Regions from separate parts of the Homo sapiens genome. Here region 1 is linked to region 2. A link is a contact called in ENCODE Hi-C or POLR2A ChIA-PET data. All regions are on one chromosome and are shown on one strand. The core of a region is the stretch at or near the end of the contact, and the rest is flanking DNA. Distances in the headings are between cores, read along the strand shown.

Region 1 (4,363 bases), core at 830-3,329, 120 kb after region 2:
TCAATCCATCTCTTCAATTATTTCACCAATTATATTTTTTATACTTAATGCTTCCAACTGGTCTTTCTTCCTGTTTCTTCTTCATATTTCCAATTGTCTTTTATCACTTTTATTTATTATTGGATTACTTCTCTTTTCACAAGGGCGGTAGGACAAACTCTTTCTTTCCACCCTCTTATTTTCCATCTTTCTGAGCCCCAGACACAGCACAGCAGGCCATGCCTATCAAGGGCAGTGGGAGGAGAGCCGAGTGCCCTCAGCCTTGCCTGCACCCTGGGGCCCTCGCCAGCTCCACTGTCTCCTCCGGCCTCACCCCTCACCCCAGCCCCCAGTGGGGACTCAGCCATCTCAAGGGACCAGCAAAGTCTCCGGCTGTGCTGCTGAGTGGGCTCCCTCCAGGATCATCAATCTCACTCTTTCCTGCAGCACCCGAGGACGGGGTTCAGCCGGGGAGTCAGCAGCCCGTGCCCCTCCATCTGCTTCAATTCCCTTTCTTACCGCATCCATCAGGTGGTTTTTACACGTCATCTTTTAAAACGGGAGCTCTATTACAATACATTATGATATTCATCTTAATTGAGTATATGTCAAGAGACTGGAACAGTGAGAGAACACTGTCTTGTTTGGGGAGAAAAAATATTTTCCTCTGGAAACGGCCTGGAAGCTGCCGCGGGGACTGTGTGAGATCCATGATACTGAGGCTCTACTTGGAAACGTCATAAAGCCGTTTCTCCAGACGCAAATTCCAAATTAAACTTGCCTACGACTAAGGTCTAAGATACAGAGTGGGATACTACAAAAGAGCATTTTATTCAATAATGTGTCCCGGTTACTTCACCCTCTGGGAGGACCAGTGAGCTCCTCTCCCTTCGCACATATGCAGGAAGACAAAGTCATCGGACTGTTGTTGAAAGGAAGCGGCAAAAGACCCGAGAGCACTGAACGGGCAGAAGAAAGTGTGTTCTCTGGCAAAGCAGATGTATTTTAGAAGACTCCTTGGAGAACACATGGTTAACTCTATCATCAAAACCACAAGAATTTATGTTTCTAAAGGTAATTCTGAATGATTCTTGGTTGAGTCATCAGGAAAAAATACGAAGCAAATGTCACAGCAAATGTCTGAAATGAGACAGGCACTGCAAACCACTTAGCCTGGCCAGACAGAGCCACGCTGAGCCTCCACCCAACCTGCGCGCCAGGAAACCCATGCATCTTCCGTCTCCTGCGGGCAATGCAGGAGCGAAACTTTCCACGCTGACAAATACACGTTAATGCTCTATCATTAACATTTATAGTCCTGGAAATCCTTCAACTTAATTGAAAGAAAGGAAGTAAGTTTTTTGACCTCTATTCAATCCAAAATAATGTTTATCATTTTCATTAATAGACAATACTAGTGCATGCAGCACAGTGCAATAGACATCAATCTGTTTTATAGCAAGTCCCACAGCAAATGAAGTCCCACTGGGTTATAATTTTCAGTAGTATACAAATAGACGCGTAATAAATCTAAAATGATATTATGCCACTCAATCAAAGAAGTAGAAAACAGCCAAGGGAAAAAATATATTTTGGATTCTTACAGTGTATTGATGTATATGGTGAGTAAGATAATCATTTATGTGGAAAGTAATGTCATTGCTCATTTTGGAATTATTGAAATCAGTTTCCAAAAATGAAAAAGACAGGCAAAAATGAAAAAAAATTAGAGAACAATGTCTTCCAACAAGTTCATCATCAAATAAGATTCATAAATACGCTTGCCACCAAGTACACATGTACACATTTTGTCCAAATGAAGCAAAGCTGTATGTTGTTTACCCAGCACACCGCATTCTGTAGCAGCTGTGCCAGCATAATGAGGGCAGCGTGCTTAGAAACCGTTTCTCTTATTTACATAGTAAAGGGAGGGAGGGAGGGAATCCACCTTCCCGAGCATCGCCCTTCTCCAGGTCACCTGCAGACCGGCAGACACGCACAGCCGTCATCTGCAGCCCAATCCTAGTTCCCTTTTCTGGAGCAGGAAGTGCCAAGCTATAGCTCCTGGGCCAAATCTGGCCAACTGCCTGTTTCCTTAAAGAAAGCTTGACTGAGGCTGGGTGCGGTGGCTCGTGCCTGTAATCTCAGCACTTTGGAAGGCTGAGGCGGGCGGATCACCTGAGGTCAGGAGTTTGATGCCAGCCTGGCCAACATGGTAAAATCTCATCTCTACTAAAAATACAAAAATTAGCCAGGCGTGGTGGTGGGCACCTGTAATCCCAGCTACTCGGGAGGCTGAGGCAGGAGAATCGCTTGAACCGAGGAGGTGGAGGTTGCAGTGAGCCGAGATCACGCCACTGCACTCCAGCCTGGGCAACAGTGAGACTCGGTCTCAAAAAAAAAAAAAAGAAAAAAGAAAAAAGAAAGCTCGACTGGAACACAGCCATGCTCATTTGTTTATATATTGCCTGTGGCTCTTTCGTGCTGCAACAGCAGACTTGGGACTGTGTGGCCCGAAAAGCCTAACCCAAGTGCGTCTGCCCCTTCACAGAACCAGGTCTGCCGACTCCCATCAGAGTGCCAGGCTGAACCTTCCCACCCGCATACTCCTGGCGCCTAAATCCCAAAGCCCTACGCTCCGGCTAAATAAAACATGGAACTTCAACATAGTGAAATATAAAATGATACTTACTAAGAGTCTCTAATGATCTAGGGCAGGGAACTCTAGTATAATGCGAAGGGTTAAGGATATGAAATCGTAAATTCTGTCCACTTACATCAGTGCAAAATGTACATGCACAGAAAAAAGACCAACAGGCAATACATCAAAAAGTGAACACTAGTTGTCCTTAGATGGTAAAATCTTGGATGATTTTTTTCTACTTTTAACTTTTTAGTAATTTTCTGAAAAGAATGTATCTTTCATTTTTAATTAGAAAAATTGACTTTTCAAAATGAAAAAATAAAACTAAAACCCTAAAAACATACGTAATTACTGTCTGACAAACTATCTCACTCTTCCATTAAAAAAAAAAACCCTGGTGGTTTTTAACTTAGCTCACACAAAACTACACATTTCACTTGATAATTCTTTAATGAATATAGTCCATTACCACTCACAGGCCATAGACACCTAGCAAAATGTCATGTTCAACCTAATTTCAGCACTTCAATATGGGAGAAAGCAGTTTATTGTAAAAGAGCCGCCACCTGAGACACCGCTCAATTGTTCCAGGCAGTGGTTATCTGATGACCACTGTCTGCCACTGTGGCATATTGATTTCAAAGTCCCTCTTATGGTAACTGTATCAGTTTGTTTTTCACTGCACTTCCTACTAAATGCTTACTTTTAAAAATCTGACTATGTCCTAACTCCTACAAGGATTTCAGGGGCTACTGGGATGACACATCATGCCTTGGTAGAGAGAAAGCACATTCCCTACTCAGAGGGCAGGCACCCATTTTAGAAATAACGAGGCCAGCAGCCCTCAGAGTGAAAGCATACTTCTTTATTTTACTTTTTTTTACAGATGGGGTTTCCCTGTGTTCCCAGGGCTGGTCTCAAACTTCTGGGCTCAAGTGATCCTCCTGCCTCGGCCTTCCAAGCAGCTGGGACTACAGGACGCACTGCCACATCTGGCCCAGGCGTCTTTGGGAGTGCACAGCTGTGCGCGGAGGGAAGCCAAGTCCTTCCCACTCATGGCAGAAAAACAAAATGCCTGAGAGAAACCCGTCAACTAGATGAAGTGCACTGGGTTTAGTGACAGGTAGCTGGAGTGGGGCGGCAGGGAAGGCACAGGAAGGTAGCGATGTCATTTCCGGTTCCCCTTGTGCTTTGTCTTTTTTCCTCCTTCCTTCACTGCTCCCCCACCCATCTGCCTGAAAACTTGCAAAAATGCCCCAGAGGGTCGCACCAAATACAGTATCCAGCCCAGAGCCTCTGGGCAGAGTCTAAAGGCAGAGCTGGTGTGGTGTTGATTCTGGAGTCAGGGGGCACCAAAGCAGTCATGCAGGAAACCGGGAGCGGGGACGGGAACATGGGAGAAATGAGGCCTGTTTCTCGGCAGTGTCCACTGTGCGTCTACAGAAGCTCCAGCCTACAGGCCCCTGGGTGATTTTCTATCTTTCTGCCCTAATCTTTTACCAGCTCAAGACCGCACTGATATGATAATGGCCTAATGGTCACCAAGGTCTCCCTATCATCACTTGGATCCTCTTTCTAAAACACGGTTCTGATGAAGTCATTTTTCTACCCAAACAGCTTCAGGGGCTCTCTTGTGCCAGAGTCCCAGGAGAAGTCAAGGTCCTCTGGGCAGCATTCAAAGCACCCCACAATGGACTTGGACTTCAGTCCACTCTCTGAGCTCAACCGCACTCCTGACGA
Region 2 (4,142 bases), core at 1,522-4,021:
CATGCTTTCCTTGGCTAAGAAGGGGAGGGATCCCACGAACGCCCAGAGGAAAGCAGCTCCCAGACGTTTTCTTTCACAACGTCCGGGCACCTGCTGGGGAGTGCCCTGCAGCCCCTGCCTGCACCCCGCTCCTCTCCAGGGGTCCCGCTCCCTCCCTCTGCCCTCCACACTGGAGCACATCCATCCAGCACTCACTCAGAACCAGCCTGTTGGTGCAGACCCGGTCCCGCTCAAGCTTTTCTTGGGGGTTTGCTTGGACTTACAAAATGCTGAAAACCAATCGTGTGTGAGGCAGTAATTCCCAGTGATTTGTGTGCACAGTCCCACTTGAGCAGGTGCTTCCCACTGGCCCCACTTGTTCACCCTCAGGGGCAGCCCCAAGGTGGGAGGTTTCCTGGTGCTAAAGCTGCTGCCAGGCAGGCGACCTTCCCACGCTTCAGGCCATTCTGTGCCTGTCTACACATTCACAGTCACGTGGCCATGACTCGCCTCAGTCGTGAGGACCTACTGTGTGCTGTCAGCACAATCACAGCCACACGGCCATGGCTCGGCACAGTCGTGAGGGCCTACTGGGTGCTGAGCACTAGGTATTTGTGCCCTGCTCACAGTTCCTGAAGGAGCAGCGAGAGGCACCATAGGGTGCTTGGAAAGCGGGGAGAGGGAGGGTCTTGTACTTTTTGGAGACCTCTTTACGCTGATGAGCAGACAGAACTGTCCAGGGCAGTGAGGGAAGAAGGGGAAGGGTGGGATCGAGGGAAAAGACTCCTGCTGCTAGGAAATGGCAGGTCCAGGCCCGGGATGTGGGAGTGGGAGGAGAAAGGGGCAGGGCAGGTGGGGGCAGGGCAGGCGGGGGCAGGGGCAGGGGAAGGGCAAGCAGGAGCAGGGCAGGCGGGGGCAGGTGGCGTTGGGCAGGAGGGGCTGCAGAGCCCAGCAGGAGCTGCAGCCGGGAAGGACATGGCAGGTGGGCTACGGGTCAGACAGGCTGGGTTGGAGCTGGGTCAGCAAGGACAGAGGACGGAGATGATGCCAGGGATGCGAGGATCCAAGTGGAGGGCTGCCCACTGAAGAGGTGGGTTGCGTTTTCATCCCGGAGGGGTTACAGTGGGGCACACTGCAGCTGAGGCATCGATGATGAGACACAAGCAGGGCTGCTCCGGGGCGCGCACAGCCGAAACGCAGAACCTGACCCAAGCCAGGCTTCTAAGATGAGAAGTCACCGCTTATCGGGTGGTGCTGAAGACCACTTTCAGAGGGCAAGGCGGGGGACGGGGCCTGGGGAAGGAGGAGGGACGGGCCCCTAGAGGAAGGGGCTTCCGAGGGTCCTGTGGGCGTCCTGGAGGAAACAGGCCGGCTCTGAGGCTGGCAGTGTTACCGGAAGCCACACCAGGCTGCCTAACTTGGGGACACTTCTGCAAGTGCTGGCTCTGGAAGGGAATAAAATGATCCTGCCTTGGATATTCAGGGGTAACGATAATACTTCGGGAAGTATTTGCCCAAAACCCGAGGAAAAGGGGCAAGATTTGAAACAAAACTAAGTTTCAAGTCCAGGTTCTCCCTCTTACTAGTCAGGGACCCAGGTAAAGTTTTAAAAATCTGTGCTCAGCTGGGCGTGGTGGCTCATGCCTATAATCCCAGCACTTTGGGAGGCTGAGACAGGCGGGTCACAAGGTCAGGAGTTCGAGACCAGCCTGGCCAATATGGTGAAATCCTGTCTCTACTAAAAAATACAAAAATTAGCAGGGTGTGGTGGTGCGTGCCTGTAGTCCCAGCTACTCGGGAGGCTGAGGCAGGAGAATCGCTGGAACCTGGGAGGCGGAGGCTGTAGTGAGCTGAGATCGCACCACTGCATTCCAGCCTGGGCGACAGAGCAAGACTACGTCTCAAAAAAAAAAAATCTGTGCTCAGGTCGTGGAGTCAGAGATGAAACCACGCATGTGAAAGCAGTCTGAAACTGCAGTGCGATGTACAAATCATGGATGCTGTGTTTCTTGGAGAGGGACCCACAGAGCATGGGTTTCTAGGATCAATACCTAGAAACTGAGCAGTGACAGACACTGCATCGACAGAGTGAGGCGTGCGTTCTGCCAGCTCCCAGCATGCTCCTTTCCAGAGGACGAAGGCCATGCAAGGACAGAGGGCCGGAATTTTAAGAACTGGATGCCTGAGGATCAAGAAGAGAACGGCTCTCCAGTGCAGCCCTGCACAGCTGGCCCTTTCCCACTGAGGCAGGAGCAGTTTTGCAGAGGGAATCTGCTGGTTATGCAGCCCAGAAGCCCCTAACCCCGCCATTTCTCAGGGGTGCTCTTACAATGAGGTGTTTCTGCCTCACATCAATACACTGATGAGGCGGGTTATGGGCTGGGCTGCTGGAATGAGAGCTGAGCACGATGGGGAGCGGGTGGTCAGGGAGCCAGGCGCCGGCCTCAGATTGCAAGCTGCTCCCCCGAGCTGAGGAGGCCAATTAAGCAGGCAGTTTTCAAGCAACAACTGGCTTTAGCTGAAGGTTTTGACAAATAAACTGAGATGCATCGACCGCCGTCCACGTAAAGACTCAGCCCAGAGGGCCAGGGCAACAGAAAAAGCACTGGGTTCTGAGAATGAAGGCACCTTCCTTTGTTTTAACCACAGGTTCCACAAGTCAAATCGAAGCCCACACATTCACGGTGAAGCTCCTCAAACATGTCTCACGAGAGTGTAATGAAGCATCACTGACTCAAATCTCACTAATTCTGAATTTGAGGCATGCAAATCAGGGTGGGAGAACTTAGATGTGCCCTTGGTATCGGAGTCTGGCAACTATGTGGTGTATACTACCAGATGTCTGTTCTGATACGGTCATTATGCCAGGTGGGAACCACGGATGATGATGCCTTTTCATACCTTCATTTTCAGCGCTCGGCAGGGGTCATTTACATATCTGTTTAATACACACATTTTCACTAACTCAAACCGCCCCCACCCTCCCCGCAGGCAGGAACCTGGGAGCTCCCACTTCGCTGGCTAGGGGGACTGGGGTGGACTCTCTCGGCTGCTGCTCACTCGCCCAAATTACAAGCACACTTAGACCAAGGGCCTCGTTAAACAGAAGAGGAAACAAGACTTGAAACCACACACGCGCAGAACGGCAGCCAGCAGGCAACACACACTCCCTGCGTGGCACGGGCTCAGTGGGAAGACCCAGCAGGCGACACACACACATCCTGGGCGGCACGGGCTCGGTGGGAAGACCCAGCAGGCGACACACACACCCTGCATGGCACGGGCTCGGTGGAAGACCCGGCAGGCGACACACACACCCTGAGTGGCACGGGCTCGGTGGGAAGACCCGGCAGGCGACACACACACCCTGCATGGCACAGGCTCGGTGGAAAACCCAGCAGGCGACACACACACCCTGTGTGGCACGGGCTCGGTGGAAGACCCGGCAGGCGACACACACACCCTGTGTGGCACGGGCTCGGTGGAAGACCCGGCAGGCGACACACACACCCTGCGTGGCACGGGCTCGGTGGAAGACCCGGCAGGCGACACACACATCCTGGGTGGAGGGGCTTGGTGGAAGACCCGGCAGGCGACACACACACCCTGCGTGGCACGGGCTCGGTGTGAAGACCCAGCAGGCGACACACACATCCTGGGCGGAGGGGCTTGGTGGAAGACCCGGCAGGCGACACACACACCCTGCGTGGCACAGGCTCGGTGGGAAGACACGGCAGGCGACACACACACCCTGCGTGGCACGGGCTCGGTGGGAAGACACGGCAGGCGACACACACACCCTGCGTGGCACGGGCTCGGTGGGAAGACACGGCAGGCGACACACACACCCTGCGTGGCACGGGCTCGGTGGGAAGACACGGCAGGCGACACACACACCCTGCGTGGCACGGGCTCGGTGGAAGACCCGGCAGGCGACACACACACCCTGCGTGGCACGGGCTCGGTGTGAAGACCCGGCAGGCGACACACACACCCTGCGTGGCACGGGCTCGGTGGAAGACCCGGCAGGCGACACACACACCCTGCGTGGCACGGGTTCGGTGGGAAGACACGGCAGGCGACACACACACCCTGCGTGGCACGGGCTCGGTGGAAGACCCGGCAGGTGACACACACATCCTGGGCAGCACGGGCTCGGTGGA

What was found. Hi-C counts contacts between places; a loop is a spot of excess contacts on that map. ChIA-PET counts read pairs that join two places held with the same protein, here RNA polymerase II (POLR2A). Pooled maps may share reads with other maps.
Region 1: a pooled map shows a loop between it and region 2 (5-fold over the local background). The contact joins two enhancer-like sites. A Hi-C loop is called at or near these places in 2 of 168 maps with a recorded cell type or tissue (endothelial cell of hepatic sinusoid and naive thymus-derived CD4-positive, alpha-beta T cell), 1 of 37 single-sample maps with no recorded cell type and 12 of 50 pooled maps. POLR2A ChIA-PET finds 5 or more read pairs at or near these places in 4 of 52 experiments (CD4-positive, alpha-beta memory T cell, activated CD4-positive, alpha-beta memory T cell, activated CD8-positive, alpha-beta T cell and 1 more).

The regions. Positions count from the first base shown.
Region 1 is chr17:80,758,332-80,762,694 of GRCh38, reverse strand. All of the region lies in intron 6 of RPTOR (regulatory associated protein of MTOR complex 1), which reads right to left. Among named protein-coding and RNA genes, the nearest start is that of RPTOR, 220 kb to the right of the region's middle. RefSeq lists enhancers at 1,117-1,166, 462-1,661. Within about 2 kb of position 2,079, at least 12 of the 41 ENCODE cell types and tissues checked have a DNase peak (open chromatin) inside an H3K27ac peak, as active enhancers do.
Region 2 is chr17:80,876,105-80,880,246 of GRCh38, reverse strand. All of the region lies in intron 13 of RPTOR (regulatory associated protein of MTOR complex 1), which reads right to left. Among named protein-coding and RNA genes, the nearest start is that of CHMP6, 110 kb to the left of the region's middle. RefSeq lists enhancers at 1,056-1,655, 2,873-2,922. Within about 2 kb of position 2,771, at least 4 of the 41 ENCODE cell types and tissues checked have a DNase peak (open chromatin) inside an H3K27ac peak, as active enhancers do.